2 separate regions of the Homo sapiens genome follow, and region 1 is linked to region 2. The links are chromatin loops, found by intact Hi-C in ENCODE. Cell type or tissue: PC-9. All regions are shown on one strand. Links, peaks and the distances in the headings refer to the core of each region. The heading gives the core; the rest is flanking DNA.

Region 1 (16,615 bases), core at 3,628-11,627, 65 kb before region 2:
CTTGGAGTCCGATGTTTGAGGGAAGGAGGCAACTATCATAGGAGAAAGATGTAGGCTGGGAGCCTAGGCCCATCTCAGCTTTTCACATTTTTTTGCCTGCTTTATATTAACTGGCAGCTGATTAGATTGTGCCCACCAGGTTAAGGGTAGGTCTGTCTTCTTCTGAGCCCTCCAAACTGTTCCAATCTCTGCCTGTTACCCAGTTCCAAAGTCGCTTCCACATTTTTGGGTATCTTTTCAGCAGTGCCCCCATATTTTTGGGTATCTTTTCAGCAATGCCCCACTCTACTGGTATCAATTTACTGTGTTAGTCCATTTTTGTGCTGCTGATAAAGACATACCTGAAACTGGGAAGAAAAAGAGATTTATTTGGACTTAACAGTTCCACATGGCTGGGGAGGCCTCAGAATTATGGGAGGAGGTGAAAGGCACTTCTTACTTGGCAGCGACAAAAGAAAAATTAGGGAGAAGCAAAACTGGAAACGCTTGATAAACCCATCAGGTCTCATGAAATTTATTCACTATTACGAGAATAGCACAGGAAAGACCAGCCCCCATGATTCAATTACCTCCCCTGGGTCCCTCCCACAGCACGTGGGAATTTGGGAGATACAATTCAAGTTGAGATTTGGGTGGAGATACAGCCAAACCGTATCACTGACCAAGGAAGAATCCTAGACAGTATTATAGAGAAGAGATTTGGACATAGTACCATTCATGAACAAGGGTTACTCATTTCCCCCAGTATCAGATAGGTCAAAGCCATGTTAAGGGAAGAATATAAATCTCTTCTGATGACCAGCCAAGGAATTCTGTTATTGTTGTTTTAAGGGATAGATTCTCATGATGGTGAGTTAAGGTTGAGAAAAAGACAACTGCATTCAGAAAGGGACACTTCTCTCTCTCCCTGCCCTCAAGATGTCCAAAGACCTTGAGACCAGGGTGTACCCTCCCTCACTTCCTAAAGCATCAGATGCCAGGCTGGAAAGAGGCCCCAGGATGTTCACAGGAGGCTGCTGGAGTCTATCCCATTTGCCAGGGATGGAAAGGGACCTCAGGAGTTAGGAATTGATACTTCAGTGAAGAGAGGGAGAGCCTCCAGGGGAAAGTGTGGAGATGGTTAGGGTCCCCACCCCACCAGGGATGAAAGGGTTAAAGGGAAGTGAGGGGAGAAGGGGAGAGTTAGCAAATGAGAATGCGTTTTTTAACTTTATTTATGTATTTACTTGTTTATTTATTTTTATAGAGATGGGGTTTTGCTATGTTGCCCAGACTGGTCTTGAGCTCCTGGCTCAAGTGATCTACCTGCCTTGGCCTCCCAAAGTGCTAGGATTACAGGTGTGAGCGACCATGCTTGGCCAAGAAAGCATTCTTTTCACTCTTTTTCTGAAGGCCTAGGCAGAGAGGTATAGTCCCTTGTGCAATGCAGAGAAGCCAAGTACAAAACATGGTGCTCAAAATTGTGCGAATTGCCACCCCAACACCTGCTGCATTACCTATTGTTTTAGAATTTTGGAACAATTACCTGATTTCATCAGGAAAAAGAACAGCTTTAAATTTTCAAAAGAGTCAGTGTGGAGTCAGCCAGCGGAAAGTAGGTGAGGGCGTTCCAGCATGGGTTGGCGGCAGCTCATTTTTCCATGGCATGTGTGTGGAGGACCCTCTCTCATCTAGCAGGTCATGTGGAGTGTCTGTTTGCAGAAACAGTAAGACAGAGCTCATCACTTTCATTCCGAGATGGAGCTAAAGAGAAAACCCTAAGGGATCAAAAAGGAAGGGGCCTATTCCGTGGGCCTGAGGTTTTAAGTATTTGGCTTCCACATGAGATTTCAATTTGAAGAAAGAGTTCCATGGCTAAAACAGTTTGGGAAAACCATTGCTCCCCACAATATACACAGTAAGTGGCCTTCCATCTTCAGTGAAACAGCCAACTAAAAACAAAAGTGTGTGTCAAATCACACATAAACTGGGGATTTCCAAGGCTCACTGAGAAGGGAACATAAGCTGGAGCCAGAGCAGAATTAATTGCTCAAGACCAGAGGAGAAGCTGCAGCTACAATGGAAGGTCCTCCTTCTGTGTGCCCTCCCCATGCAGCACTCCACCTTTCCTCAACATAAAAAGGGAGCATACAGTTAAAAAGAACCCACTGGAAAGGCCCAAGGGAGCTTGTTCAGGCCTTCCACCATGGGAGGAAATAATGGGAAGGCATCATCTATGAACCAGAAAGCTGGTCAGTGAGCCCCAGGCCATGGAGTTAACTGGGCCCTTAAGTGCAGTTTAGAGACCCTCTACTGTTACTTGAGAATGACCCCTGGAGGGTCCTGCCTCACTCCCTTCTACTATCAAAGTATTCCTTCCAGCCAAAGAGCCCTGGGGGCAGTTCTGGGAATGCAGTTTTCTCATCTTGATACAGTATTGCTCAGTTTATTGATCATTATAGATTGGGGCACAAAGTTGCCTGACTGTTCACCCCAAAACATGGCACTGTGTGGGAGGAAAGGGGTCTGAACTGTAAGGATCTGGCGCATGAGCCCTGAGAAGGACCTTGTGGGTAGGAGACTTCCAGCCTTGCCTTCTCCCCTCTGTTAGAAGTTGAGTCGGCAGGAGGCAGGCTGGAGCACAGCTTTTCCACGGTGGTACTGGGGAGAGGCCTGGCCTGCTCCAGGGCCTCCAGTGGGGAGGAAGTTGCTTTGCGATGGGCCTTGAAGGCTAGGGGTTTGGATTCATGAAGAAAGGGGAGACCATTGTTCCAGGGTGGAGGAGGTCTTTGTGGACTGGGCATAGGTTTTGGGGGATAGAGGGAGAGAAAAGGTAGAGGGAAAAGGAGCTGGCAAGGCCCAGATTTTAGAGAGCCGTGAATGCCAAGCTGAGTTCAACATTGAAGCTGAGATTTTAAACAGTCGAGTGCTTCTGATGGCCCCATACTGATTGACCTTGTGAGCCAAAAAGCAGCATTTGACACGTCCACATCCTGCCACCTTCCTCATGCAAATCTCCTCAGCAGTCTGCAATACCTCTCTTCTGTCTTGGGCTTGAAAGGGGGCTCTGGCATTGCCCATAGCCCCTGGGAATCCAGATGTTCACACTGCTGGGAAGGAGCTCATTTTTAAAAATCCAATAGTTTGTAATGAGAGGCAATTTTCTCCCAAAAGCAATTAGTATCTGCTAATTTCTTTGCACACAATTGCTTTCAAGAATAAATTCCAGGTTCCATATGGTATCCCATAAATCATATCAGAAGATTTCTTTCTTCTTAGGTATTTTATTCTTAAACAGACTCAGATTTTTACCTTTAAGAACGGAAGGATACTGAAGTACAAACTCCCTCCTCACCATATGTGTGAAAGTTTATATCTGAAATTCCAGATGTGATTAAAATCCAATTTAATATTTTTGATGGATGAGTCAGGGCTGCTACCAGCAGACTCACTGCTGTCATTTCCGGGTGACAGAGAGGTGAAAAATATTTGGTGCTTCTAAGTAATGCATCGATTCTAAATGGAGGATGAAAAGTAGTTAAAATGAAACAAACTGGCCAAGTGCAGTGGCTCATGCCTGTAATCCCAGAACCTTGGGAGGATGAGGTGGGCAGATCACTTGAAGCCAGGAGTTCAAGACCAGCCTGGCCAACATGGTGAAACCCTGCCTTCACTAAAAATAAAAAAAAATTAGCCAGGTGTGGTTGTGCACACCTGTAATCCCAGCTACTTGGGAGGCTGAAACATGAGACTTGCTTGAACCCAGGAAGTGGAGGTTGCAGTGAGCTGAGATCGTGCCACTGCATTCTAGCCTGGGTGATAGCACAAGACTCTGTCTAAAACAAAAACAAAAACAAAAACAAAAGAAAAAGAAAAAAAAGAAACAAACTGAGGACAGCGAAAGGAAAGCCACTATGTAGGTCCAGCCCATCTAGGTGGTAAGGAGAGCAGAAGAGTCAAGGGAGATAGAAGGGAGAGGAGAAATAATTCTAAAGCATGGAGTGCTTTGGTGGCAGGGGAGGTGAGTGGAAGGATAGGGTTCATTCCAAAATGGAGAAGCAGAGAAGCCAGGGGCCTGAAAAAGAGCGCAGAAGTGCTAGAATATAACAGTGATTATTTCAAAAGTCCGCTTAAAGCCAATCCTGCATCAAGACAGAGGGCTACCCTGTGTCCAGGACCCAGAACTCATAAGCTCCCTTTTGCCTATGTCATGGGAATAGACTGGCCTGAGAGTATACCAGCAAGCACCACAGGGCTTTGCCAGGGAGATTTGTTCTCATGAACTGATTGCTGGGACATGAAACTGTCACTAGGCCTCCCTGAGGCGGGTATGACAATATTCAGGCAGGCCCTTCTTGAAATATAATGTCAGGATAAGAAGGTAGTTTCAGCCGGGTTTGGTAGCTCATGCTTGTAATTCCAGCCCTTTGGGAGGCTGAGGCAGGAGGGTTGCTTCCTGGGCAACATAGTGAGATGCCATCTCTACAAAAAATTTAAAATTAACCTGGTGTGGTGGCAAGTGCCTGTATTCCCAGCTACTTGGGAGACTGAGGAGGGAGGGGAGGATCGCCTGAGCCCAGGAATTCAAGGTTACAGTAAGCTATCATGCCACTGCACTCCAGCCCGGGTGAAAAAAAAAAAAAGGTAGTTTAAATTCACACATCCAAAGTGATTCTTCTTAGTACAATTGCTGACCAAGGAGATTTCCAGTTGTACTTGAAGGTACATTGATCACCTGACCAGTGCTGAGGGTCTCTTAGCCAGAGGGACCAAGACCCCAGCAGCAGTTGCCTGTGCCCTTAGAAGAATCTTCAGAGGTAAGGATGCAGCAGTTCATTAACAAGAGGCAATGGAAAAGTGAGCTTCCACTTACGAAAATGCCATCTAGAGAAACACTTTCAGGTCTGTGCTGTGCCTATCCAAGCAGAAATTCTCTAGAGGACTGGAGAGTTTCCAGCTTTCCTCAAAATGGAATGGGTGATGACGGCTCTATGGGGGAGTTAGCGTTTCTTAAGGAAATTTTCTCTCAGGCATCTCTCTCTACGTGCTAGCAAGTTGCAGGGGAAAGCAGGTAATTCAGGGCACTAAATATAAGCCTGGGGATCAAATCCTTGCTCTGCCAATTTTATTTGAGGATTCTTGGCAAAATGACTTGAGCTTTCGGAGCCTTGGGCTCTTCATCTATAAAAAAGGGATGTATCAGATAGCTTTTGCTGAATAACAAATTTCTGAAAACATAGTGGCTTAAGATAACAAGCACTGAATATTTCTCATGATTATGTAAGTTGGCTGGGAAGTTCTTCAGGTGTGGGTAACCTCAGCTGGGGCTGGATGGTCAAGAACAGCCTCACTCCTATGCCTGTGGCCTCAGCTGGGATGGCTGGAGAGGTGGGCGCCTTGCTCCACATGGTCTCTCATCCCCGGGAAGCTAGCCTGTGCTTGTTCACAGAGTGGCAAAAGGGTTCAAAGCTGAGAGAGGGAAAGCCTTGATGCAAAAGCACTTTTCAAGCCCCTTACATTGTGTTTGCTAATGCCCCACTGGCCAAAGCAGGATGGTCAATACAGAATTGAGCGGATGGGGGAACAGACTCTACTTCTCGATGGGATGAGGTGCAAAATATTGTGGCTATTTTTTTTTAGTCTACCACAAAAAACAGCAACAAATCTACCCCAGTGGGTTATTGTGAGGCTCATATAAAATAATGCATGAAAATAAAGCTCTTGACATGGTCCTGGCACATAGTAGGTCTTCCGTGAACGTGAGTTTTCATTTCTTCTTTTTCTTCTTCTTGAGTAAGAGCACATCTTTATGAGAGGCATGATGGATCTGTTGACTCTAATTCCATTCTCTTTCAGAGCACATGGAAATTGAAGCCATGTGGGACTTAACAAGAGATCAAATAGTGCCTTAAACATCCCAGGGCAGCAGTCCTGTCCCCAGAGCCTGGGGCGGCCCCTGTGATGGAGCCTGTCTTTCCTGGTGCTCTGGGTCCCTCCCCTCCCAGCCTGCTGCAGGTCGGTCTTTTTCTCATTACAAATTGCTCATAAGCACACACATCCCCAGATGCCCGCATAAAAGCTGGTATTAAAGTTGTGTAATGGTGGTGTGAGCCTTGTTATTATTAGGGTAGCAGTAAGCTGTTCCCCAGAGCTTGGGGCTGTACTGGGCAAAGCTCTGGAAAAGCTGCACACTCTCTCCAGTGCAATCTGACCGCCCCCTCCCAGTGAGGCTGCAAAGAAGAGATACTGAGCTATGCAATTGTATGGTGAGTCAGTTATCAGGGGAGAAGAATTAGATTGTGAGGGTGGAAGCAGAGACCTCTGAGGAGAGAAACCCCTAGGGACAGAAGAGAAGCACTGGAGATCTTCAAAGGATTCTGCTGATGCATTTTCTCCAGGAAAAATTCCATAATATTTGGCACCTGCCAGAGAAATACTGCTCTGCATTTGATGGCATGTCATAGGGGACCAGGCTTCCTGCTCTTGTCAAGTCTTACCAACAACTCAGTGAGCTTGGCAGGAGCATCAGCCCCATTTTACAGATGTGGACTCTGGCGAGTCTTCACTCCTTTCCCAGGAATGCTCTCTCCTCTATTTAGTGGCCCCTCCTGTTCCTGGACCTTGGATCAGCTTATTCACTGATGATGACAGCGCTGATGAAACATTAATTCATGACCTCTGGAATACGCACTCTTTAACACATGTAAGTGTGTGTAGTGTGCGTGATTGAATATTAGATGAGAAATCAACCTTGGCCTCTTGCCACTGTAGCATCAAGGGTTCTCACAATGGCTGATGCAAATCTCATGATGAACACTGGGCTCAAGGGAAATGAGAGGCTACAAAGACCCGAGCCTGGAGGGTCAAATCACAAGCTAGGAAATGGGCAACTGCTTTTCAGAACACTGTTCAGAACCAGAATGGCAGAGGAGGCAAAAGATGAAAATTTTTTAAACCTTTCCTATATGGCAGAAACCGTGCTGAAGGCTTACATGGATTATTTCCTTTCATTACCACCAGCACCCCATTAAACATTAAACATTATCACCTGTGTTCAGTGCTCCCTTATATCTGGGACTCTTCTAGACACAGGATAATTTCTCTTTCCCACATCCTTGTTGGAGGCAAGACCATTTGAGAAACTTGACCAGTGACTGGTGAATGGGAGTGATGGACATCTTTTTTAGGCTGAAGCACTTAATAGTCTCCACGAGGCCCTCCAGTATCCTGGAAGCACATGGTAGACAGGGGTGACACATAGTTGAGACAGCCTGGATCTCTGAGCTTCCATGTAGAGGACAATAGCCTTGGGGAGATCCCTCAACCTCCAGCCAACTTTACTTGAATAAGAAATGCAACTTTGTTGTTGTAATCCACTGAGATTTCAGGGTTGTTTGTTATTGCAGCAAAACCTAGCATATTCTGCCTAGTGGATAGGCAGAATCATTATTTTATAGATGAGGAAATTAGGGCTCTGAATAGGTTAAAAACTTGCCAAGGGCACACAGAGCCTAAGTGGGAACACCAGGGTCTGAACCCACGTGTGGTTCCAGAGCCCAAGCTCTTAACCATGATATGATTAGACAAAAGTCATGGCCACTGGGAAGTCATTGAAGGACTTTTCAAACTGGAAGTAACCTGATGACCATAGGGTTTGCAGAAGCCTGCCCTGGCTTGTGTGTGAGGGGTGAGCTAGACTAAGGAGACAGAGCAACGCCCAGAGCAGTCAGTTCACCCAAGGTGTTGTCTTTCTCCCACATCTGCCACATGGAGGGGCAGACCTGTTACTCACCCTGCCTGGTGGTATTTGCATGTTTCAGAGGAAAGGACAGCAAGAGCTGCTTCGCCTTGGGAACAGGGAGGGCAGGAGGGGAAGGGGTAGCTGGTGTGGAGGCGGGGGAGATGCTGCCAGGGAGGGGGCAGGAAAATTCTCTACCCCTCTCCCGAATCACTGCAGCCCGCCCATGGCCCTCAGAGCTTACTCAATGCTGTCTTTCCCAGAGTGTTTCTCTTGGCAGAGACCTCCTCAGGGGCCCTACCTTATGATGAATGCCACACACCCAGGACAGAGTTTGGTAATTTCAATGGGTTTTTACCATCTAGTTCAGCCAGACGATTGAGATGTTTGTCTGTGGCAGGTTTGCCAAAGCTGGCCTTGGGTCACCTGGGGCTACAGACCATGCCCGTTCCCCCTCTCCAAGATTCTGATGCAGTCAGTTTGCCGTGGGGCCTTGGGCTCCCTGTGCTTAACAAGCCCTCCAGGGGACTTACACCCTCTCGCAGGTTTGGAAACAGTGACTCATGCAGTACCAAGTCAGTCTGACTGAGCTGTTTCGGGAGTGAGGTTATGGGATACTTTGGCATCCTGAACATAGCATGGAGCCCTTGTCCCCTGCAGCCAGAACAATTTTTCTGTCTATTGAAATTTCTTTACATTTTTTATGAAATTAAATTTGGAAAAGATTTATCCAGTTTTTAAAGTTTATTTTGTTTTTCAAGATGAAAACAAATGGTTTACTACATACCTGAACACTCCCTTTGTGAGCCCATGTGAGAATTTGCTTTAAGTCTCACTCCCAGGAATATCTGTGATTCTTGTGAGTGACGGTTTGCTTTTACCTTAGTGACACTGTGATTCTTGTAACTAATCATATATCCTCTCTGCTGTAGCAACTGGGAAGCCCAGAGCCAAATTTGCAGTTCCTCCTAGCAAAAATGTTCTGCAGCCACTGAAATTCATCTTATGTTTCTCCCCTCGTTTTTCAGTCATTTGCTATAATACCACCTTTTACAAAAAACGTTATTTGTATTTCTAAAAGCTTCACAAATCCTTTTTGGAATGAGGTGAAATGGACATGAATAAAGATAATTCTAGGGAAATAATTTCACAAAATTGCTGCCTCTAAGTTTCAGCTTGTAGGAACTACAGGACTTTGAGCAAAAGCCAGCCCTCCTCAAGTGATCCTGAAGTATCGACAGGGGAAATGGTGCTTCTGGGTTCCCGGAACAGAGGGAGGCAGGCTGAGAGGGTACCTGGCTATCCTGAGGCAGGGTGTGTTTTGTGATGCTGCCCTCTGGGCTGGGCAGTGTGAGTGGCCAGGGGCCATCTTCAGCATGGCAGAGTCCCCTCCTGCCCAGAAACAGCTTCCTTAGCACTGGAGGCATTCAACAGCCAGGGATTAATTCTTTTGGGTCTTGATAACTCTTCATTTTTCAGGGTCTCCACAAAAATCCAAATGTCTCTGGGCAGGGAGCAGGCCTCAGGTGTCTCAGGTAGCTCCAGCGGAATCCCCAGGAGGGATGGGAAGCAAACTTCCTGGGAAAATGAGTGAGCCAGGCTGTCCCAGTGGTTGAGTCATAAGGTTGGCAAAGGTGCGTGTGTGTCCTGGGTGGAGGAGGCAAAAACAGTGGCTTTTCCTAAGGCCCTGGGCCCCTATGGGCCTCCCTTCAGCCTAGGACTGGGATGTGGAAAGAGGAGAAGGAAGATGGAAAAAAGGACTACCTATAGCTTTGCCAAAGGCTGACCTGGCAGGGTCCTCAGGTGTTTCTGTGCACCCTCGAGAAAGATTGTACCTGCTGGGTTTTAACTCTGCCCTTAGCCCCGCTGCGGGCAGAGTGTGAGGAGGCCCTAGAGAGTGAAAACAGGGAACTATGGAGGGAAGTGTTTATAGTGAGACCTCAGAAGTGATGAAACCCCCCAATTACGGTTCCAGGCCTCGTTACCTCTCTCGGTGGTGCATTTGCGTGGTCTCTGGCCTCTTGGCCCAAAGGTCTCATGGCTTGAGTCCACAGGGACTCAAGCCCTATGGCCTAGTGGCTGTTCAGCCTCAGCGTTCCTCACAGGGCCAGCCCTGCCCTGGCCTTTCATGAGACACACGTGTGCATGCGTGTGTGTGAGTGCTAGTGAGGCCTGGTGGGCGCACAGAGGCCTGCCGACGTCTATTACATGGAGAAACATCTGTTTTCTGCAGAACATCCACAGTATCAGATGTTTTACTGCAAGGAACCCATTTTTTTAATAAAACGAAAATGAGACATGGAAATCAAGGTAACCACATTTTAAATGTTTATGGAAGATAAAGGTTTAACCACAAGTCTTTCATCAAATGGAGGACAGTAGAAAAAAGTTTAGGGAATGCCCTCTGGCTGTCCTCGCCTCTGCAGTGAAACCTTGAAGAGTCTCACCTCATCTAGTACCGGGGTCCTCCAGGCAGCTGGAAATAGTTAGCAGTGTGTCTAAATATTGTCGTGCAGCAGTCCCACCATCAGCCTGTCAGGCCACGACTGTTGTGGGGGAGAGAGATTTGTTCAACCGAAAAGCCCAGACTCAAGTGTGACCCACAAATGGTGCGTTGGGGCACAGAGCAGCCCTAGAGGGGAGGCCTCTGCTAGGAGAATGGGCCTCCTCTCTGATTCCTGAGGGTGTGAGCAGATGGAGGTGGGTGGGCCTGGGCAGGCTTGCCCCTTTTTTCCTGGTGTCCAGGGACCAGGGGCCCTGGGTTAGGGTGAGAGGCCCCTCCAACTCCTCCCACGAAAACAGGAGTGAGGTTTATGGCAGCTCTGTGGGGGACTTTGTCTCCTTAGATACCCACCATATGCGTCGTTGGTGAAAAGTCCTCAGGTGCCACCATCATTCCCATTCAACATCGTCACTGCTAGGGAAGGAAAGGCAGCATTTTCTCTGCAGTTACGTGGTCACCAGAATGGAAAATAACCTTCCTGCACATTTCAAGGATTCTTCCTCCCAAGACTGACGTGCACTGATATGTTATCTCATTTTCTCAGAGATTTCCATGTTATACTTGAGAAAACAGGGAGCCCAGAACCTCCAGACACAGTTCTGAGGAGGCTTCCTGGAGCACGAGCAGAGAGAAGGGCTGGGTCCTCTTCCTGGGGCTCACAGGGGGAAATGGAGACTTGTGATAGAGCCCCCCAGGGTGGCACTCCCTCACCTCTCCTCCACGGTCTGAAATCAGTCGCTCCACTTTGGACCTGAAGTAATTTTTCCATTTTAGAACAATCCCTCATTCCACAGCCCCATGCCAGGGACTTGTCTCTCTCACCATCAGCCGCCGCGTCCCCCAGAAACACACAAAGTGTAAGATGGAGCGAGGAATCAAGTTGAAGGATGTGACCCGCAGTTTATAGTGGGGCCCTCCAGACACCCGATCCCGTGTCTGAGCTCCATTACCACGGCTCTGGCCGCTGGCTGATTCGCCTTTCCTGAAAGGAGAGAGGTTCTCCAGGGAGAGGATGCCGGGGAGGAGGGAGCGGGGCGAGAGAGCTGTAAGCCTCGTGTGGAGGCTGGGTTCTGGGCGTGCTTTGGGTCTCCGTGGCTTCACCACTGTGCAGATCCCTCCTGGTGGTGGTGGTGGTGGTTGTCGGGGGAGGCGGGGGCAGGTTGTGTACTGTAGGAGTGAAATGAGATGGAGCCCACTGGGGGCTGTTTGGGCTTGGCAGTGAACTGGGTTTAGGGACCAGAGGTATCTTCTTCCCCGTCAGCCCTAACCCAAGCCATGTTCGTCTTGCTGATTTAGCAGGAACTAAAACGTAAAAGGGATTTCAACTGGGGCAGTGAAACCAAAGGTATTTCCTAGGCTCGTAAACCTCTTATGCTATCAAATAAACTGGAAGATTCTGCTTGGTGCACAAGCTCCATCGTTATTAGAGGTGCCATCGTCCAGCTGTTTGGCAAAGAGTTGCCCACAGAACAAGTTCTGTTTTCTTAGGCCTATGATGGAGGAACATTTGCGAAACCTTGAGACGTGCTATCTAGCCAGGGTCCTTTCGAAAAGTCCGTCCAGCCTGAGACTCTGATTGTGGGAATCCCAGAGTGCACGCGGCCAGCATGGAGTGGCTTCAGCAATCCTGGAAACATCTGTAACCAGGAGTTAGAACAAACCCACAATGCAGAGCCAGGAGCAAGGTAGGGTCTCAATAAATATTTGTTGAATGAATAACTTTGAATAGGAATCAAGAGAATCAGATCCTAGTCCTGGTTCTGTCATTTACCAACTAAATGTGGAACTCCTGAGCCTCAGTTTCAGCTTCTGTGAAATGGCCTGGGAAATCTGTCCTGGACACCTCTGAGGGTCTGCTTTGAGGATCAAGTGAGAGAGTGGATGTAAAAGTATAGGCGCTCATGTTAACATATTCCTCTTGTTTTCAGAGGCCTCCTTTTAATAACCAGTCATGACCTTTGTTCACACAAATGTATCTGCCCTTTCGTAGACTGGTTTCTATGATAGCCGGTGCCGACTCTTTAGGGAAGCTGTTCTGTTAGGTTTTCTCCAACAGTGTGATATAGAATAGTCTTGAATGTGAGCCTTTCTATTGCTCTCTCGAGAGTGTGTGTGTGTGTGTGTGGAAGAGAGGAAGGGAGGGAGGGACGGCGACATAGATGGGGTGGGATATATTCTTGTTCAAGGAGAGTCCTTCATTTTCAAGGTCTCTCTGGAAAAGCCACAGCCAGCCTTGTCTGTCTTCACACCACTGTCTCCTTCCAGACAGTTCTCATTTCTTTCAGTTTTCCAGGAAGGTGGAGCTCCTTTTCTTTGGGTCCGGCCGTATTCTTGTTGGTAATATTAAAATAATGATGGCTCATTTTTTGTATGGAACTTTCCCACTTAAAAACCACTTCTCAATAACAAAATTACTGCCAATGTGTTAGTCACCATGCTAAGCATTTTATATACCATAAACAAATGACAAACTAAGAAAAAAATATGGCATCTATGAAGGTTAAAGTTTATCACATAGAAAGAGCTTTAAAAATCAATAAAAGGTATGTCCCAAAAGAAAAATGGACAAAGGACAAGAATTAGAGGTTTGCAGAAGAAGAAATACAACAATCTCATTACCTTTTTCTAGAAGGCAGTTCCCATTTTATGGATGAGGAAATTGAGACCACAAGAATTTAAGTAATTAAAGTTATACAACTAGTGACCTGAGCAAGAATATGAACCCAGATAGTCCAGAATCCAGGCAGGGGTTATTATATTTTCGTTTCATAGATAAGAAGGCTGAAGTTTTATTCATCTACATTTGAACCCATACTATTTAAAGATGTCATTGTCCACTCTTGACATCAGCTTAGCCAGCTAGCTGCTCTCCGGCTGAAGAAGTGGTAGGAACTAGAATTGGGGTTTTGAGAAGGTGAGGGCTCGGGTGCTTGCGCAGACTGAAGTTAGAAGTGTTCAAATGTGGGTTCTGCCTCTCCCACAGTCACTCAGCTGGTGAGTGGCCAAGCCAGGCCTCTGGTCCAAGCCCTCTGAAGGCAGAGCTGATGCCTTGTAACGCAGCTCTCAGCTGACTTTGGCTTCCAGCTCTCTCTGCAGCCGTCGTGGACACAGAGGATCCAAGTGAAGTGCAAATACAGCTTGACTTTTGTAGCCTGCTGAGCGGTGGTAGATACCTAATCTGGGGAGATCTCTGATTCCTTGACTCAGAAATTAGCATGTAAGTGCAGAAACCTAATAGCCAACAAGAGACAAGGTCTATAATATGGTTTAATTGTTTCTATTTGTAATCTGAAATGACCTGGCTGGATTGCTGGGCTTTGGGCTGGGGCCAGGTCCCTTTCTTTATTTAATAGATGTTTGCTACCAGCTGCTGGGGGAGCCTTCCTGTCTGTATTATTAATATGATATAGGCCTTTGGTTTCCAGTATCATCTCTTTGGAATTTCTATCTCAGATCCTGTGCAAATGAACATAATCCCCTGGCAGGAAAGGCATTTTGGCGTCCTGGCATCGGCCTTAGAGATTCTGGGTTTCATATGAGGAATGCCAGATACTGTCAACCTTGGCCTCGGTCAACATCTCTGTCCCTGTCCGCACCCTGCCACTAGGGTCTGAGTTTAAGTCTGGACCAGGTGAAGGAAGCCTTGGGGTGCTCTAGCTGCAAGGGAGGTGGCTGCTGGCTCAGAAGGACTGTCATTCAGTTACTCTCCCGTCATGGGGAATGCAGAACAATTTTCTGAAGATCTCAGAATGGCTTTTGGATAACCAAAAAGAGCTGTGTTGGGGGTACAGCCCACCTTACAAATCTTTGATGAGCAGGACGAATCTTTACTCTTTAAATGAGATTGTGCTATACTTCCCACTTTCACAAAACATAACACACGCAGAACATAATAGTTTGACATTCTAGGGAAAGTAGATGAGGTGCTAACAGCCAGAGGACGTTCCAGGTCTGAGGGCTCTGGCTGCCCCAGCCGCTGAAAGGATATGGAGCTCAGTCCGCCGAGAAGCCCACAGGACTTGGGAAGGTGTCACAGCCAGCTGGTTGGGAAGCTCTCTCCCTGGGATACGCGGAGTGGCTCAGCCTAAAGACCATCAGGCTGCCATTCATTTACTTGACATTCACCCACAGACATTATTGAGCACCTCTCCTATGTCAGGCATCACGCTTAGTGTTGGGGATCCTGGGATGGGCAAAAGCAGGCACCTCTGACCCATGACCTCATGGCACTAAAGGGTCAACCAAAGGAGACAGATATATAAGTAAGTGGTTTTGTCGCTTACTAAGAAGGCTTGCGCAAGTCACTTAACGTCTCTGAGCTTTGTTTTCTTTGTCTGTCAAATGAAAATGAAAAGCATGTACCTTATGGGGTTGTGAGGATGCAATGAGGTGATACGTATTAAACAGCCTAGCACAATGCCCAGCTGGGCAGGAAGAACTTGGTAAGTGGGAAAGCTCTTGATACACAGTGAAAAGTGTGTACAAGGTCATTAGCTTATTATTCTGCATCTCTTATTCTGCATTGTCTGATGATATTTTACAGTGGTTCCCCAAAACAGGTCTTCAAACAGTTGCATAGAATCATTTGGATGGGGTAAGAGGAAGTAGGGATGGAAGAGTAGGGAGGACTGTACTAATCAGTACTGCTAAATGTACTGATTATTCTCTTCTATTCCTGGAATGTTCTAGGAAAAGTAGACAAGACTGCTTGCAGCCACTAGTCCAAGGTCTCTGTGCCAGATAGGCTTAGGGAATCTGTATTTTTTTCCCCAAGTTTTCCAGATGATTCTGATGCAGAGACAGGTCTGAGAAATGCTGGTATGGTTGCCAATTTGGGGGCCATGGTCCACATTCTACAGCCATGAGTCATGAGAATAGGCGTCTGCCAGCCATGGTGGTGGAACTGATACCATCCCCCACCAGCTAACTGGACGAGGAGTGGACATCTAGCTTAAACGTTGGCCATCAGAATTTCTTAGCCTAAAATCTGGAATAAGGAACAAGAGATTATATTTCGTGTTCTCCTCCTCCTCCTCTTCCTCCTCCTCTTTTTTCTCTTTTTAAAAAAGTGTCCTCATCCATAAAACAGGACTGATAACACTTACCTCTACCTCCCAGGCTTGAGTGATCCTCCCACCTCAGCCTCCCTAGTAGCTGGGACAACAGAAATGTGCCATCACACCAGGCTAATTTTTAATTTTTTTGTAGAGACCCCTATCTCTACAATAAATTTAAAAATTAGCCTGGTGTGATGTTGCCCAGGCTGGTCTCAAACTCCTGGACTCAAGTGATCCTCCCACCTTAACCTCCCAGAGTGCTAGGATTAGAGGCATGAGCCCCTGCGTCCAGCCAAGATTCCATTCTTGACTAAACTTTTGAACAAAGGAAAAATACAAATTTAGGACCAGTGAGTAGGCTTCTTTCTACTTTGTGGACTGAGTTTACAGAGAGACAAGAAAGAAGTCATTGGAGGGGGAAGAAAAAGAGTCTCCTGGGTTCCCCCATGGCCTTCCATTTTCTGATTCCAGAGCCTGCCTTAGGCTCAGCTGTTCTGGCCCTTGGGTTCTGTGAGAACTGCACTTGCATGTTGAAGTTGGCTTGAGTTGGTTTCTGTTTCTTGCAATCAAAACAATTCTCCTTAATAAAGAAGGGGACCCTATTTATTTTACCATAAAGAAGTGAGAGGGTTTGGAAAAGAAAGGTGATTGAACCAGGGGTTCAGAATTTACTTACTTAAGTTCAGGGTCTTTTGTCTCATACCATCTTACTTAAACAAAATTTCAGCATGGAGTAGCCTCAACCTTGGACTTGAAGATTTTATGAGCTGCTTCTCATACCTAAGAATTGTGTGTTCTCTCAACCTCACTCAGTCCTGCAACCTAGAACAATAATGTTGACTCCTTACCTTTGTTGAATGTTGAATGCCTTATGGTTTACAAAGCCCAGGTTACATTCGTAGGATGCCACTAACATGACTGCTCATGCAGTGTATCTCCTGTGCTCTGAGCATTGTGTATATGCTATTTAAAATTGTCATTTAAAGGAGAAGCCTCCTGCCAGAAACTTTACAATCAGGCATGTTTCCTTGTGTGGATGACACCACCAAAAAAAATGGGGTTAAATTAAGAAAGAAGGTAGATTTAATCAGCAGCGTGGAAAGAAGCAATGGGTGAAGGGGGTAGGAGGTGGGGGCACAAGCCCCAGAAATCTTCAAGAACAGAAGTGACATGATCAAGACATATATTTGTCTGACATCAGGGGCCACAGCCCTGTCCTCTTGGGTTCTTTACCAGCCCTGGACTTTTACATTTCTGAATGATGAAGTCATCGTGTGTGAACCTGCCCCAGTGCACTGATTCTGAGTGACCAGTTTATACCACAGTAGCCCAATGTTA
Region 2 (16,615 bases), core at 3,294-11,293:
TTTGTTAGGGCGGAGCTGGGCCTAGAGCCCTGGTTTCTTGATTTTCACTCCAAAGCTTGCCCACTACCCTTTTTTCCCCGGTTTTTATGGCTATACTTGTTTGTTTATTTTTTAATATGAACTTTACAATCAGCTGTTCTAGTTCCATGAAAAAGGTCCTATAGGTGTCTTTATTGCAATCATATTAGATTTACATTATTTATAAAATAACTGAATAGAAAATTGAAATTTTCATGATGTGGAATCTCCATATCTAACAATATAATATACCTTTTATTCTTTTCAAGCTCCTTTTGCGTCCCCAGGAGTATTTTAAAGTTTCCTTCACATATTTCTTGAAATTTTTAAGTTATTTTCATGTATTTTATACTATTTTTGCTATTGAAAATAGGGCCTTTTCTTCTACTATATCTTCTGTTACATATTTATTTCTATAAAGGCTATTGTTTACTGTATATTAATTTAATAACCGGATTTATTACCGAATTCTCTTGTTTTCAACAGTTTTTCAATAGGTTCTCTTGGGTTTTCAGGATATACAGTCATGTCATCTACAAATCATGATATTTTTGCCTCTGCTTCTCATATCAAATACAAAAGTTATTCAGCATGCCATCAAAATTAAAAAGTTTTATGCTTCAAAGGATACAATCAAGAAAGTAAAAAGACAACACACAGAATGGGAGAAAATTTTTGCAAATCATCTACCTAATAAGGGACTTGTATCTAAAATATACAAAGAACTCTTACAACTCAATAATAAAAACACAAATAACCCAATCAAAAAGTGAGAACAGGGCCCAGTGTGGTGACTCATACCTGTAATCCAAGCACTTTGGAAGCCAAGGCAGGAGGATCACTTGAACTCAAGAATTTGAGACCAGCCTGGGCACCATGGTGAGACCTCATCTCTACTAAAAGTTAAAAAAAATAAAATTAGCCAGGCATGGTGGCATGTGCCTGTGGTTCAAGCTACTTGGGAGGCTAAGGCAGGAGGATCACTTGAGCCCCAGAGGTTGAGGCTGCAGTGTGCCATGTTCACACCACTGCACTCCAGCCTGGGTGACAGAGCAAGACCCTGTCTCAAAAGAAAAAAAAAAAAAGCAAAGGATTTGAATAGACATTTCTCTGATGAGGATATACAAATGACCAATAAGCATATAAAAAGATGTTCAACATCATTAGCCATCAGGGAAATGAGATACTATTTCATACTTGCTAGAATAGCTATAATCAAAAACCCAGCTAATAAAAGTGTCGGCAAAGATGTAGAGAAATGAAGCCCTCATATGCTGCCAGTGGAATTTAAAATGGTACAGCTGGTTTGGAAAACATTCTACCAATTCCTCAAATGGTTAAACATAGAGCTACCACATGACCCAACAATTCCACTCCTTGGCATCAACCCAAGAGAAATGAAAACATACATCCACACAAAACTTCTACATTAATGTCCATAGCAGCATTATTTATAATAGTCAAAAAGTGGAGACAATCCAAATGTCCACCAACCTATTAACTGATAAATGAAATTGCTATATTTGTACGGTGGAATTGAAGTTAGCAATAAAAAGAAGCAAAGTACTGATACATGCTACAATACGGATGGACCTTGAAAACAATGCCAAGTGAATAAGCCAGTCACAAAGGACCACATATTATATAATTCCATTTAAATGAAATGCCCAGATGAGACAAATCTGTAGACAAAAAGTAGATTCATGTTTTCCAGGGGGTGGGGTGGGAGTGGGGAAATGGAGAGATTGATGGGTGATGGCTAAGGGGTATAAGGTTTTTGGGGGGTGGGTAGGAGAATATTCTAAAGTTGATTGTGGTGATTGCTGCACATCTCTGAATATACTAAAGGCACTGAATTTTACAGTTTAAATGGATAAATTTTATAGTATGCGAATTCTATCTTAATAAAGTTGTTTAAAATTATGCATGGGAAAACCGGGGACCAATTTTGGATCTAAAGTGCGTGTTGGGGGTGGATGCAGGGTAGTTGTTCTTGCATTAGCATAATAGGAGACGGGTGGAATAGAGGAGTCCCAGCTCAGGGAGAAGGGAACGATACTACCAGTCAGAAAATTCTCAAGCTGAAAGCAAAGTTAGACATCTTCTAGCCTGGATGCTTTACTTTGCTACTTATATTGAGAAGGAATCTGGGGCTGAGGCTGACTGACTAACAATGTCTGTCTGCCATTATGATAGCCAATATAGATTAAATAGGACCTTTGTGCCAGGCACTGGTTTAAATACTTTATATGCTTCATCCCATTTAATTCTCTTAAATATACAAGGTAGGTAATATCATCAGCTCTAGTTTATAAATGAGGAAAATTCAGCCACAGCTTTGCTCAAGATCCATGGGCTGCTCAGTGATAGAGTCAGGAGTCAGACCCCAGAAGCTGGACACCAGAGTCCTCTCTGTTAGGCAATAGTGACTCTACTGAGGGCATGGAAGCCTACGTTTGAAATCTATCATCTGGAAGTGGTCACCCTTCTTGGGATAAACTAGGCATTTATCCCAGCTGAGGGGAGTCACAGCTCATCCGCAGACATCTGGGTCACAGGCTGCAGGGTGCAGGGGGAACAGAATGCCGCAGAAATGTCTCGGGGGATGCCAGGTGGGGAGAGCAAGTCGTAGACATACAAAAATCCCCTCCAGCCCCCACAATCACAGCCTTTGTCATCTGACAGTTTTGCCTGAGCTTTTTCATGTGAGGAGTTTCTAAGGCCCTTCGGGGCCAGGCTAATGCCTTAGGTGGGGGCTACAAACTGAACATGAGTGAGGCAGTCTGTGTGTAGATGTGCTTGGCTTTTCTGGGTGACCTGCATGCAAAATGTCACGTGCCTCGGTGGGAACAGGCACTTCTCAGTTATTTAACCCTTTTCCTGTTTGCCCTGAGAATACTTGCCGGCAGCGCTTGCAGCTGCAACGTTTACCCCAAGATAACTTTGCCACAGAATATCTCGCTGTTATTATTGTTGTCGACTTTGGCAACAAAAGCCATCATTCTATTTGTAGCATTCTGTTTTTAGTAGTGGTATTTCCATTCACAATGTATAGCAATTCTCGATTGCTGAAAATGTCAAATCCTTGAAAACGTAGCATTCTTATGAGTGATGTTAATATCGTTCTTGGACAATTTTTGGCCAAAGATTCATTTGATGAATCTGAGTTTTCTGAAACAGATGATTCCAGGGTTAGTTGTGTTTAGAAATGACTCCAAGAACAGTTTTTATATTTCATTTTCGCATTGAAAATCAGTCTATTTGCTTCAGCCTCAAAGAGCATGTTTATGTAAAATTAAATGAGGCTTGCAGCGAGCTGCACTTTTTTTTTCTAAACAGAAAAAGTTAAGGGGCAAAGGAAACTCACTGCCCTGACACTGCTCACATAGGGGGTCAGCCAAGACTGGGCGAAACTAGTAACGCACCAGGGCCTGGCATCCCATGGAGTCACCCAGCCAGTCTCCCTGAGGTTCTCCTGGGGACACTCAACCATCAGCCAGCTGCCCCTAGCCTTGGGAGTCTCCTCAGTGGGGGTGTGGGAGGAGCTGCTCGCTTCTCGTCCCCTGTAGTGGAGATCTGGGCCTCTTTCCCCCTCAGCATAGAATGAGGCTTCACAGGCCTATGCTCCCTCCCGCCCCCAAAACCCAACAGGCTGTCCTGCCATGCTGTGGCGGCGGGGGGTTGGGGGGATGGCGAATGGGAGGTGTCTTGAGCACACAAGGCAGAGGCAGTGATATCAGTGGAGGAATGAGGCAGAAAGGTGTTGCTTGGATGTAAAACAGGGAAGAAAACACAAAACGAATACAGGGAGAAATGTGAGAAAAGATAAATGTGGAATTTGGCACCTGGCAGGCACAGGTAGGGTATGGGCCCCACGCCCTGGTTCGTCTCAGCTTGTTCGTAGCCTTCTCAGATCGTCCTCTACCTTCCTCTCTGAGTTTGCTCTCAGCATTACCTGGGTGTATGTGTCCCCTCTGCCGCTCACTACCCATGGGTCCTGAGGGAATCTGTTCCCTGAGCCTTGGCCGTCTTGCCTGTGAAGTGGGTGGCATGACAGGGGAGCTTCCTTCACAGGGTGGCTGTAAAGGTTACACGAGGCAGAGCCTGTAAGTCACTGAGCACAGTAGGGTCTTAACAGCAGCTCAGTAAGTGAGATCTATTTTATTATGATATTTTTAATATTTATGTATTTATTGAGATGGAGTTTGGCTCTTGTTGCCCAGGTTGGAGGGCAATGGCTCAATCTTGGGTCACCGCAACATCCGCCTCCCGGGTTCAAGCTATTCTCCTCTCTCAGCCTCCCAAGTAGCTGGGATTACAGGCATGTGCCACCACACCAGGCTAATTTTGTATTTTTTTAGTAGAGACGGGATTTCACCATGTTGGTCAGGCTGGTCTCCAACTCCCGACCTCAGGTGATCCGCCCACCTTGGCCTCCCAAAGTGTTGGGATTACAACTTTTGAGCCACTGTGCCCGGCCAAAATTTGTTTTTAATGTAGCACAGCATTTACCATTTCAACCATTTTTGAGTATACAATTCAGTGGCATTAAGTACATTCGTACTGTTGTACAACCATCACCACCATCCATTTCTAGACCTTTTTCATCATCCCAAACAGCAACTCTCTTTCAATTACTCCCCCATCCCTCCTTCTCCCCTGCACCTGATAACCTGTAATCTATTCTCTGTCTGTATAAATTGGTCCATTTTAGATATTTCATGTAAGTAGAATCATACAGTGTTGGTCCTTTGTGGCTGGGCATGTTTAACTTAGCCTTATAATATTTTAAAGCTTATAATGTTAAAAGCATATAAAGTTATAATGTTTTCAAGGTTCACCCATGTTGTAGCATGGATCAGAACTTCATTCCTTTTTAAGGCTGAATAATATTCCACTGAAAGTTTTGTTTAACCATTTGTCTGTTGATGGACATCTGGGTTGTTTGCACCTTTGGCTTGTTGTGTCTATTAGAGGCGTTATAGTCACTCATCTATGAAGAAGAAGTGTAGTCTGGGTTGGGGGGTCAGAGCACAGCCTCTGGAGCACACTGCCTGAGGCCTCGTCCTTTATCTTACCACCTGGGATGTTGGTACATGTCTTAACCTCTTTCTGCTACAGTTTCTCATCTGTGAAATGGGGATACGAGGCTTGGGCTCCTGTGAGGAGGAAATGAGCCAACACAGATAAAGTAGCTATAGTGGTTTCTGTCACCTGGTCAACATGCAGGAAGGTTAGCTGTCACTCTTGTGTTGGGAGTTTACATCTTTACTGAGACCTATCTGGGTGGACTGGAGTTTTCTAACTTGTAGGAACTGGTGGTCAAAGAGACAGAATTGAAAAACTGGAAAATGCTAGAGGTGAAAAAGACTTCAAAGATCACCTACTCAAACTTCCTCCTTTTACCAACAGGGAAACTGAGGCCCAGAGAAGAGGGGGCCAGAGTGACAGAGGCAGAACTGGAGGCAGGCACCTGCCCCCAAACTTTAGACCTCAGCTTCAGCTCCAAGCCTGGCTTCACCACCCCCATCCCCTCGCTGGGTTCGCTTCTCCAAAAATCACACCAAGTTGGGGGGTGAGGGTGGCTTCCCCGCTACCGTACCCAGGTTAGTAAAACTCCCAAGTTTTGGCAGGGGGAGGATTCCCAGGAGCAGGGTTCTGCTCCCCACCCACCCTTGGACCTTGACTCAGACCCAACGCCAGCTGTTTGTTGCGCTATGCACACCACCTATCCTTTCTTTTACCAACTTCTGGGCTGGGGGCTGCAGGGGGTGGGGGATATCAAAAAGCTTTACTTGGGAGGGTCTTTTCTGGTGGGGTCTAGGAGTAGGCGGGGAGGAACCCAGACCTGGCCAGCCATGGTGGCGAGACTTTGGTTGTTTTAGGATTAGGTACCTGCATTCAGTAAGCACGTCTGTTGTTCAGCTGTTCGTATTCTCTTTGTTCATTTCGTTGATTTCCTGTGAGGTTATTCTTGGAGAATTCCAGCCTGTCTGAGCTCCACAAAGTGGGCTGGCGGGCACAGCCCACACCTGGGCAAGAGAACAAGGCAGACAAGGTGACTTGGTGGCAGTGAGAACAACAGGGCAGTGCCAATGGAGACAGAAACCTGGGGAAGATATGGGACCATCTGTCAAACTGTCCCCTTCTCCTGGAAGAACTTCTCTTTGGAGCACTTTGATGAAAGAATTGTTTGTTTGTTTGTTTGTTTGTTCAAAGCCAAAATTGTATGCACCCATCCACCCCCACATCCTCTAAGGAATTAATCTGACAAAAGTAATTTTTACTAACCTAGGTGTGGAAGGGAGAGAATTTACAGTCCATTAGGGGAGGTGCCATGAGGAGGGGAGGGTGCTTCGGGGAGGATGGGGAAAGGGCAGGGGGTGCCGCATGAGTAAAGGAGTAGGACGACAATGGCAAATTTGGGAAAGCTAATGTTTATAGCTTTAGCAGAAATCTTTGTTTTGTCCTTCTTTGTCATTTTCCTCTCCCTCTCTTTTATCTTTCCTGGTGTGTTAGTCATCACCACAGCAAAGACTCTTTTCTTCAGAGACCTCAATCTGCTGGTAGCAAGGACTGGACAGTTGTGACCAAGCCCCTTCCTCACCTCCCAGCTCTCACTCAGGACAAATTCATTCTGGATTGGAACTGGGAGGTGAGAGTTGGAGTCCAATTTAGAAGATGTGGGGAAATGTCTGGGGTGGGTCTGAGCAGGCTCTTCTCCAGGACGGGAGACGTTCACATCTGCACCTGCAGTGAAAACAAACACCCAGCAATGGGGCAGAGGGAGGAAGGGAAGGCTCCTGCCCCTGATCCAGCAGCTGAAAGTGAGAAGCTGATAATAGCGACAATGCCTGAAATGCACTCCACGGTAATCGAGCTGCATCTGGCTCGAGCCCTCTGGGAAAGGAGGCCACATCCGGCCTGCCAGGCTGCACCATGCAGACATGGGGTGTGGCTGGTCAGTGTCAACAGCATGTTCCCAACCACCCCCTGCAGCCGGGGGTGGGAGGGAGGTCCAATCTCCAGGCCACAAGGCCAATTTTCTCCTGCCAGAGTGAAGGAGAACATCCAAGGCCACCTTTTCCCAGCCCCAGTTTCCCTGCGAGGCTCAACTTTCCTGGAGGTGAAGTCGTCAGGAGCCACCACACTAACGGTACTAACAGCCCGCCCTTACAGTGCACTTCCCAAGTGCCAGCACTGTTGAGAGTTTTTGTCTAACTCATCTCATTGAATCCTCATAACAGCTCTATGAGATGGGGTTTATCTCCATTTTTCAGATGGGGAGACCGAGGCATGGAAAGGGGGCAGCACTGGCATAAGAATATAGCAGTTTGGCTCCAGAGCGGTGCCCTTCACTGTTGGGAGGCACTGCCCTGTGTCTCCATAGCACAAGCCAGGGTGGAGATTTGGCCTGCATCATGCGCCAAAGAACCCGAATGTCCTAGAGATGTAATCTGTGGATATTTAGTTGGCACAGGTGATAGCATGGCATCAGAGTCAACCATCAACTCACTTGGAACAGGGGGGGAATCTCGTCGAACCTGACGCCCTGCTAAGGTTAGGGCAGCTGGGCCTGCAGAGGTTGCCTGGGGTCATGCAGCTAGAAAATGGCAAAGCAAGGATCAGATCCGAGGTCTCCTGACAGTATCCTGTCAACTGTTCCATATATTTTTTTTGTCCCTGCCGGCCCCCACAAGCCAAAGGCCCCACAGTGGAAGGCAGGGGTGGTGAGTGGCAGGGGTGGTGAGTGGCAGGTGTCTGTTGGAGATTTCCCGGGAGAGAGGGGCTGTGTTGACTGATCGCCAGCCCCTGCCCTGGCTCTGGCTCCTTGGTTTCCCCTCCATCTGGTCTTTACCTCCATCTGGTTCACTGTAAAGAGGACTGAGGAGAACTGGAGAGACGTTTGGGTCCCCATCTCCCTGGGGTGAGGGCTGAGCAGTGTCCCTGAGGACCCTCTGGCTGGCCCGGGAACCCGTTTAGGCAGGTCTCACCTTGGGGCTCTCTGTGAGCTCAGTGTGGATTAGAGTGGGACCAAGCACCTGGCCAGGTCCCAAAGAGGAGTGTTTGGCCTGGCATGGAGCTACCTGTGGATAAAGGAGCCCTGCTGGGCTGTCATCGCAGGTAGTGGCAAAGGCTCTGGATGAAGTGTCCAAACTGGTTTAACACCTTCTTGGTATGCCTCTTATTTTGTGGGTTTATTTCATTCACCTGTTAAGAACCTGCCCTGCCTTAATCTCTGTTACCTGAAGAATGAATGTCTGGATAGGGGTTTCCTTTGTTTGTTTTGTTTGTTTAAGGGCTGTGCTTGCCTCCTGTGCTGGGCTCAGCTGGTCTGCACTCTAGGCCCCCAGCCCACAGGCTGCGGGCTGGCAGACTGGAGTTCTAGTGATGTTTGGACCCAGATGCAAAATCATTTCAGCTGTTAGAATATGAAGCCCACTCTTTAGTCCATGTGTGATTAGGGGAGCTTGGGATCAATTCCTTGACCCAAAATATTCCTGACTCCACATGCCTGATGACCCTAAATGACACCAGTAGATGTAAGGTCCCTTCTTCAATCAACTTTTTTTAGGCCATTAGTAACTTATTTGTTTATTGTGGTACAAAAATATATAACATGAAATCTACCTTCTTAAATTTTTAAGTGCATTATTGTTAACCAAATGCACAGTGTTATATAGTAATACAGATCTCTAGAACTTTTTCATCCTGCATGACTTAAACTTTGTACCCACTGAACAGAGACTCCCCGCTTTTCCCGTCTCCAACCCCTGACAGCTACTTTCTGTTTCCAAGAGTTTGAGTACTTCAGATTCCTCATACAAGTGGAATCATGAAGTATTTGCCATTCTGCAACTTGCTGATTTCACTTAGCATAATGTCCTCAAGCTTCATTCATGTTGTAGCATATGACAGGATTTCCTTCCTTTTTTAAGACAGAATACTATTCCACTGCTTGTATGACCACATTTTCTTTATCCATTCATCTGTTAATGGACATTTCGGTTGTCCCTGGGCTGCAGACCAGTACTCTCTGTGGCCTGTTAGGAACCAGGTTGCACAGTAGGAGGTGAGCAGCAGGTGAGCGAGCATTACTGCTTGAGCTCTGCCTCCTGTCAGACCAGCAGCAGCATTAGGTTCTCATGGGAGCAGGAATCTCTGGCTACTGTGAATAATGCTGCAATGAACATGGGAGTACAAATATCTCTTTGAGATTATGATTTCAATTCTTTTGGATAAATACCCAGAACAAGGATTGCTGCTGTATTAGTTCATTGTCACACTACTCTAAAGAACTACCTGAGACTGGGTAGTTAATAATGAAAAGAGGTTTAGGCCAGGCATGGTGGCTCATGCCTATAATCCCAGCACTTTGGGAGGCCAAGGTGGGCGGATCACGAGGTCAGGAGATTGAGACCAGCCTGACCAACATGATGAAACTCCGTCTCTACTAAAAATACAAAAAATTTGCTGGGCATTGTGGCGTGCACCTGTAATCCCAGCTACTCAGGAGGCTGAGGCAGGAGAATCGCTTGAACCCTGGAGGTGGAGGTTACAGTGAGCCGAGATCACGCCACTGCATTCCAGCCTGGGCAACAGAGCGAGACTCTGTCTCAAAAAAAAAAAAAGAAAGAAAGAAAAGAAAAGAGGTTTAATGGACTCGCAGTTCTGCAGGCTGTACGGGAGGCATGGCTGGGGAAGCCTCAGCAAACTTACAATCATGGCAGAAGGCGAAGAAGGAGCAAGCACATCTTCACATGGCAACAGGAGGAAGAGAGTGAAGGGAGAGAAGCACTACACACCTTTAAACAACCAGGTCTCATGAGAAGTCTACCACAAGACAGCACGAGGGGAATGCTGCTAAAGCATTAGATACCAACCCCACGATCCGTTCACCTCCCACCAGACCCCTCCTCCAACACGGAAGATCATAGTTCAGCATGGGATTTGGGTGAAGACACAGAGCCAAACTATATCAGCTGCATCATGTGATAATTCTGTTGTTAATTTTTTGAGGAACCTTCATACAATTTTCCACAGCCACTGCACCATTTTACATCCCCACTAACAGAGCACAAGGGTTCTAATTTCTCCATATTCTCACCAGCACTTGTTATTTATTTATTTATTTTTTTGACAATGGCCATCCTAACAGGTACAATACTCATTGTGGTTTTGACTTGCATTTCCCCAGTGATTAGTGATGTTGGCATCTTTTCATATACTTATTGGCCATTTGTATATCTTCTTTGGAGAAAACTCTATTGAAGTCCTTTGCCTGCTTTTTAATCAAGTTATTTTTACTTTTGTTGTGTGGTTATTGAGTTGTAGGAGTTTTTAAAAAATATATTTTGCTTATTAAGCCCTTATCAGTTATATGGTTTGAAAATATTTTCTCTCATTCCATAGGTTGCCTTTTCACTCTATTGATTGTTACCTTTGCTGTGCAGAAACTTTTTCATTTGATGTTGGTCCACTTGTCTATTTTTGCTTTTGTTGTCTGTTTTTGGTGTCATAGCCAAGAAATCATTGCCAAATCTAATGCCGTGAAGGTTTTCCCTTATGTTTTCTTCTAGGAGTTTTATAGTTTCACATAACTTATGTTTAGATCTTTAATCTATTTTGAGTTAATTTTTGTGTATGGTGTAAGATAAAGGTCCAATTTCATTCTTTTGCATGTGGTTTTCCAGTTTTCCCAGCACCATTTATTGAGAAGACTATCCTTGCTCCAATGTGTAGTCTTGGTACTTTAGGTAAAGGTCATTTGACTGTCTATGCATAGGTATATTTTGAGGCTCTCTCTTCTGTTCCATTGGTCTATACATGTCTGACCTTATGCCATTACCATACTGTTTTAATTACTGTAGCTTGGAATATGTTTTGAAGTCAAGAAGTGTGAGGCTTCCAGGTTTGTTCTTCTTCCTCAAGATTGTTTTAGCTATTCAGGGTCCTTTTTAGTTCCATAAATTTTAGGATTGTTTTTGCTATATCTGCAAAAAATGGCATTTGGATTTTGAGAAGGATTATATTAAATCTGTAGATCATTTTGGATTATATGCACATGTTAACAATATTAAGTCTTTTAACTCAAGGGTTCCCAATCCCTGGGCTGTGGACCAGTACTGGTTCTTGGTCTGTTAGGAACCTGGCCACACAGATCTAGAGATCTGTAGGAGGTGGGTGGGTCTAGAGAGTGAGTGAGATCTAGAGATCTGTAGGAGGTGAGCGGCAGGCGAGCAAATATTACTGCCTGAGCTCCGCCTCTTGTCAGATCAGCGGTGGCATTAGATTCTTATAGCAGCGTGAACCCTATTGTGAACTGTACATGGGAGAGATCTAGGTTGCATGCTCCTTACAAGAATCTAATGCCTGATGATCTGAGGTGGAACCATTTCATCCTGAGACCATCTCTACACCCCCACCTCAGTCCTTGGAAAAACTGTCCTCCACAAAACCGGTCCCTTGTGCCAAAAAGGTTGGGGACCACTCTTTTAATCTATGAAAGATGTCTTTGCATTTATTTGTGTCACTTTAATTTCTTTCAGGAATATTTTATACTTTTCACTGTACAAATCTTTAAGCTTATCCCTAAGTATTTTATTCTTTTTGAGGCAATTGTAAATGAGATTTTTTTCTTATTTTACTGTTGGATTGTTTGTTGTTAGTGCATTAAAATGCAACTAATTTTTGTATACTCATTTTATATCCTGCAACTTTGCTGAATTTGTTTATTAATCCTAACAGGTTTTTTTGGTGCAGAATCTTTAGGGTTTTCCACATGTAAGACCATGACACCTGTGAACAAAGATAATTTTACTTCTTTACAATTTGGATGCTTTTTATTTCTTTTTCTTGCCTAATGCTCTGGCTAGGATTTCCAGTACTATGTTGAATTGAAGTGGCAGCAGTAGGCATCCCTGCCTTGTTCCTGATCTTACAAAGAGGTTCAGTGGAAAAGGGACTGAATTGACAATCAGTCAATCAACAAATACAAAGTGATAACTATGATCCAAAGGATCTTGGTTTTTAGTCTTTCTAACTTGCTTATATACTCACTTCATTACTCTAGGCTGTTTTAACCCCAATAAAAGAGGGAGCTGCATTAGATTATAAGAGTCTGTCCAAATTCAGTGCTCCTTCTAGATTTTATGGTTCCAAAAATGTTATTTAGTACCTACTAGGCATTTAACCAAGGGAAGGTATAAGAAAAGAAATATTAAATTCTCAGTAAATCAACAAAATATAACCAAGCACTTATATACAAGGTGCTAGGCAAGAAGTATTCTTGTTTCTTGCCCAGGAGGAATTTACAATATGTGAGAAAGGTAAGACATGTATATATGGGAAATACAATATCAGTAAGAGAGATGACAGTGCCATTCAAGAAGGCAGGGCATGCTTCATTGCCAAGTGAAGGACACAGGAACAATCTTTAGATAAAAGCAGTTCGCAAAGTAGGGGATATAGTGAGACTTATTCTCAACAAATGGGTAGAAAACACATTGCCAAGATGAATGACATCATGATGTATCAGGTCAGGAATCCAGAGAAGAGAACAGGCTGGAATCGTTGGAGATCGATATTGGAAAGGCTGTGTGTATGGTGAACATTTGCTTCCATTGGGCTCCGCTTTCTCCCTTATTTTGGAAACTATCCTGATTTCTTTCTAGGAAGCACTCCTTCCTCCTCATCAGCCCATGAACTGCAGGTGGAAGCACAACACTCCTTCCCTATCCCCGAGCCATAAGATTGGTCCAGGGATGGGTCTGTGACCCAATCATAGCCAAGGAACACCTGGTATGTCTGCTGGGGCTATTAGGAAAGAGGCAAGTTATCTTTCTCACTGGGCTTGAATCTGCAGCCCATTTTGCCTGCAAACCTCTTGCCACCAGGTGTGTAGAGTCTGTGAGTGGAGCCAACATGGAGAAAGCAAAACCAAGAGATGAAACCAGATCCTAGTGACTTTAGGCAAGACCCTGAATCAAGCCATTCCCAGATTGATCCAACGTTCTGTTGCAAAGTGGGCCTTGAACTAGATTTGGGTGGGTGGAAATGAATAGAGAGGGCAATCCATGCAGATTGTGCCACAAGAACTAGGGCATGTTGATGAGGGAAGGATGTGGTATCCACAGAGCTGTGCAGAAACTGCTTGAGAGAGAAGGTCTGAGTGGACAGTGTGCAAAATACCTTGCAAGATAACACCTATTTTTATTTCTTTGAGTGAGTTTATCTATTTGGACAAATCCAGTGGGACTGCTAAGGAGTGGCATGTAATGGAAAGACAAAGGAAGGGAGACAGAAAAGGCTCTAAAAATAATAGAATAACAGCAAATACTTGCTGAAAACTACATGCTAGGCACTGTAGTAAGCACTTTTTCCATTGAATTCTTTCAGCAGACCATGAGGTATTATCACATCTCCATTTTAAAATGGGGAAACTGAGGCACAAAGAAGATGTCCAAGGTGGCCTATTTAATAAGTGCCAGAGCTAATATTTTAACTTGAACCCCCAGGCTGTCTGACTAGAGCCTGCATTCTTAACCTACCTCTCCTGGCTCTGCAGACATGGTCTCTGCCTTGGGGCAGCCAAGGGCCAGCGTGGTAGTAGGGGGAAGGGGAAGGGGCCAGCTATGGCCAAATGGGGCCACAGGAGAACACAGAAGTCAAATCATTTTCCTCAGGGTGACCTGGATTTGATTATTTGTTCATTTTCACTCAGGTTTTCAAAAACAAAAAAAAATCCTTTCAAAAAAAGCTGTTGGACAAATGCTGAAACTCTGACTTGCCTGCCCCTGCTTAGCAGCCGTCATTGGAATCAGCGGAAGGCTCTGGCTGGCTGCTTCTGATCAGGCCTGCCAGCCTCCTGGGCTGGCTGAGGACACTCACAGCGGGAGCAGGTTCCTTAAGACAAGCCCCCTTCGCTGGCCCTGGCTTGCTCCCTCCTCTCTCCCTGTCTGTTTCCACCTCTGTGTCCCCTTCCCTTGGACTGCCTCAGGAAAAGGAAGAACAAAGTTTTTTTTAAAAAAAGAAGTTTAATGAAACCACACACTTGTATTTCCAACTATTGACATTGGATTTGTGCTTCTCCAGCTCTGCCATTTGGGACAAGTCTTTCTCCTCCTCTCTTCACCCGATGGTGTAATGCAAACAGACCATAAAAAAATAAACTTTCCCCTCAAATATTATCTTAGGCCTCATTTTATCATGCTTCCTTGAGCTGTCTCTGTAAAAGGGAAGAAAAAAGAATGTGGGTTTTAGTTTGCACCAGGCTGGATGGAGAGGGCCCTGTAGCTGGGTCTTCCCAGTGTGGACTCTCTCCTTTGGCTTGTGGTCTCCTTCCCAGAGCACTCAGTGGCTGTTCCATTTCCATTTGTGCCTCACCTAGGTCCCCCACATCAATTCTCCAGTTCTTGTCCATTCACCTGAAAAATGGGCTAATAACACCTACCTACAAGGTTCTGCAACACAAAGGGACTCAGAACACAGGGCGGGTACAATGCAAGGGGAGGCGGTGGGCTCTGATCTAACTGCAGAGAATATGCCCCTGCCTAAATGCAGTCTTGCTCCACTTAAAAGCAAAACAAACAACAAGTGAAAACACTCTGTGATGGCCAAAACAAAACATTGCAAGGTGAGTTTGGGCTTGAAGCTACCTGTTTTGAACTCCACAGGGACTAAGTGAGACAATATTTGAGAGAGAGGCCTTAAAATCCACATTCCCTAGAGTGGACAATGCCCACAATTTACCTCCTAAGGTGAGTGAGCATGAGGACCTTCCCTCCATGAAGGTGGGCTCTGACGGGGTGGGGAGATGGGAAGAAAAACTGAGATTCACAGGGCCTGGAATGATCTCTCAGGAGGTCAAAGGACCTGGGGAGAGAAGGCTGGGCCAATCGAGGCCAGGTTGACCTTTACAACAGTTTTGCCACATTCAGATCTTAGCAACTAGTACATGTATGTGACAAAGCTTTGAATTCTGAAGAAACAAACAAACAAAAAAATCAAGCATTTACCCTGATGGTCCCATTTGAACTGCATCATTGGTAACCAGAGTGGAACAGGAGACATTTCAAATTGGAATTTTGCCATTCTGTAACCCCAAATAAATGAACACCTATGGTTATTATTAAAATAATAATTATTTTAAAGATGATTACACTTTCTGGAGAACAAAGGCACCACCACCTATGACGTTGTCTTGCCAAAAATAATCAAACCCACATTGGATCAAGCCTATAGATCCAACTAGCAATTTACAGGAAATACAGGGGCCAGAGGAACACATCAATGGCACCGTGGGGGTACAAGTGGCAAAATCTATGCTGTGGGAAACTCTACCAATGATCTAGTTCTTGTAACACATACATTCACAAGGGGAAAGGAGTGTGGTAAAGGGGAAGTCTGTACATTAAAAGAGACTTTAAAATATTTAAAAAGTAAAACTAAACCACAATGTTGAAGGATGCACATGTGGACTGATAATGGCATGAGGAAAGGAAGGAGGGTGTTTCCATAAGAGGCAAGTAAGTGGTCGCCTCTTGAGGGCAAAGAGGGAGGGGTGAGGAAACAGTCTCATTTTCTATTGCTTATAAAAGAATACCTGAAACCGGGTAATTTACAAAGAAAAGGAATTTATTTCTTACAGTTATGGAGGCTGAGAAGTTCAAGGTCAAGTTACCACGTCTGGCGAGAGACATTCTTGATGGTAGGCACTTTCTGCAGAGTCCTAAACTGGTACAGAGCATTGCATGGCAAGGGGGCTGAGTGCTAGCTCAGGTCTCTCTTCCTCTTCTTATAAACCACGAGTCCCACTCCCATGATAGTCCATTAATCTATTAATCCATAAATGGATAACCTTCATTTTTTAATAATTTATTAAGCTATACATTTATTTTCTGTGTCTGTGCTAATTTTTTTTTTATCATATAAAGATTTTTTAAGTACATGCCCCTGATTCTTCCTCTCCTCCTACCCCTACAAATTTGGAGCCCTTTTACTATCAGCTGCCAATTTCTGAGTTCTAAATTCTGCCCAGCTCCCTATCCTCCTTTTCCTAGATTACCTCCTGATGATATTTTATATCAATCATAACGAGTTGCTATGCTACAGAAACAAATAACCCCAAGATCTCAGTGGCTTAAAACAAAGGTTTACTTCTTGCTTATGCTACATGTCCATCATATCTCAGCAGGGGGCCTCTGCTCACCTTTGTTGCTCAGAGACTTAGGCTAACAGAGCAGCCACCTCCTCCGATATCCTCAGGGGCTAGGACACGACTGACTGTCCATCAAATGGTTTGGCACGGAACTGACACATGTAACTTCTGCTCACAATCCATTGGCTAGACTGGTCACGTGGAACCGTCCAACCACAAGGAGGAGGAAGTGCTGTGCTGTGAATGTGCCCAAAAGTATTTGGTTGGTACACATTAATAAGCAGTCCTTGCTTTTTATGGCACTGATGTGCACAAGTTTCAGTTTAGCGAAATAATACCCGTTCCCAAAAACTAGTTCAAATTTCAGTCACCACAGTATATATTAACTATAATTGCATAAAGTACAAACTTCACTGCCTGCTTGCCAGTCCGCAAATC

Evidence for each region. A loop is a pair of places that touch in the nucleus more often than their neighbours do. Peaks named below come from ENCODE experiments on the same cell type or tissue, not always from the same donor. Only the 100,000 strongest peaks of a DNase experiment are listed, where the experiment ranks them.
Region 1: a loop joins it to region 2, with 6 times the contacts of the local background. A loop is called at or near these places in 7 of 110 quality-filtered maps.

The regions. Positions count from the first base shown.
Region 1 is chr2:45,275,559-45,292,173 of GRCh38, reverse strand. No RefSeq gene overlaps it. Among named protein-coding and RNA genes, the nearest start is that of LINC01121, 29 kb to the right of the region's middle. In PC-9, for the core only: no CTCF peak of the experiment used is centred there; DNase peaks (open chromatin) are centred at 7,723, 8,283 and 9,313; H3K4me3 peaks cover 518 bases; H3K27ac peaks cover 4,278 bases.
Region 2 is chr2:45,210,713-45,227,327 of GRCh38, reverse strand. All of the region lies in intron 1 of LINC01121 (long intergenic non-protein coding RNA 1121), which reads left to right. It overlaps LOC105374576 (a long non-coding RNA gene), which reads right to left. Exons shown (of 3, transcript XR_940041.2): 3 at 15,655-16,615. Among named protein-coding and RNA genes, the nearest start is that of LINC01121, 36 kb to the left of the region's middle. RefSeq lists enhancers at 6,488-7,414, 7,415-8,343. In PC-9, for the core only: no CTCF peak of the experiment used is centred there; a DNase peak (open chromatin) is centred at 8,197; H3K27ac peaks cover 1,036 bases.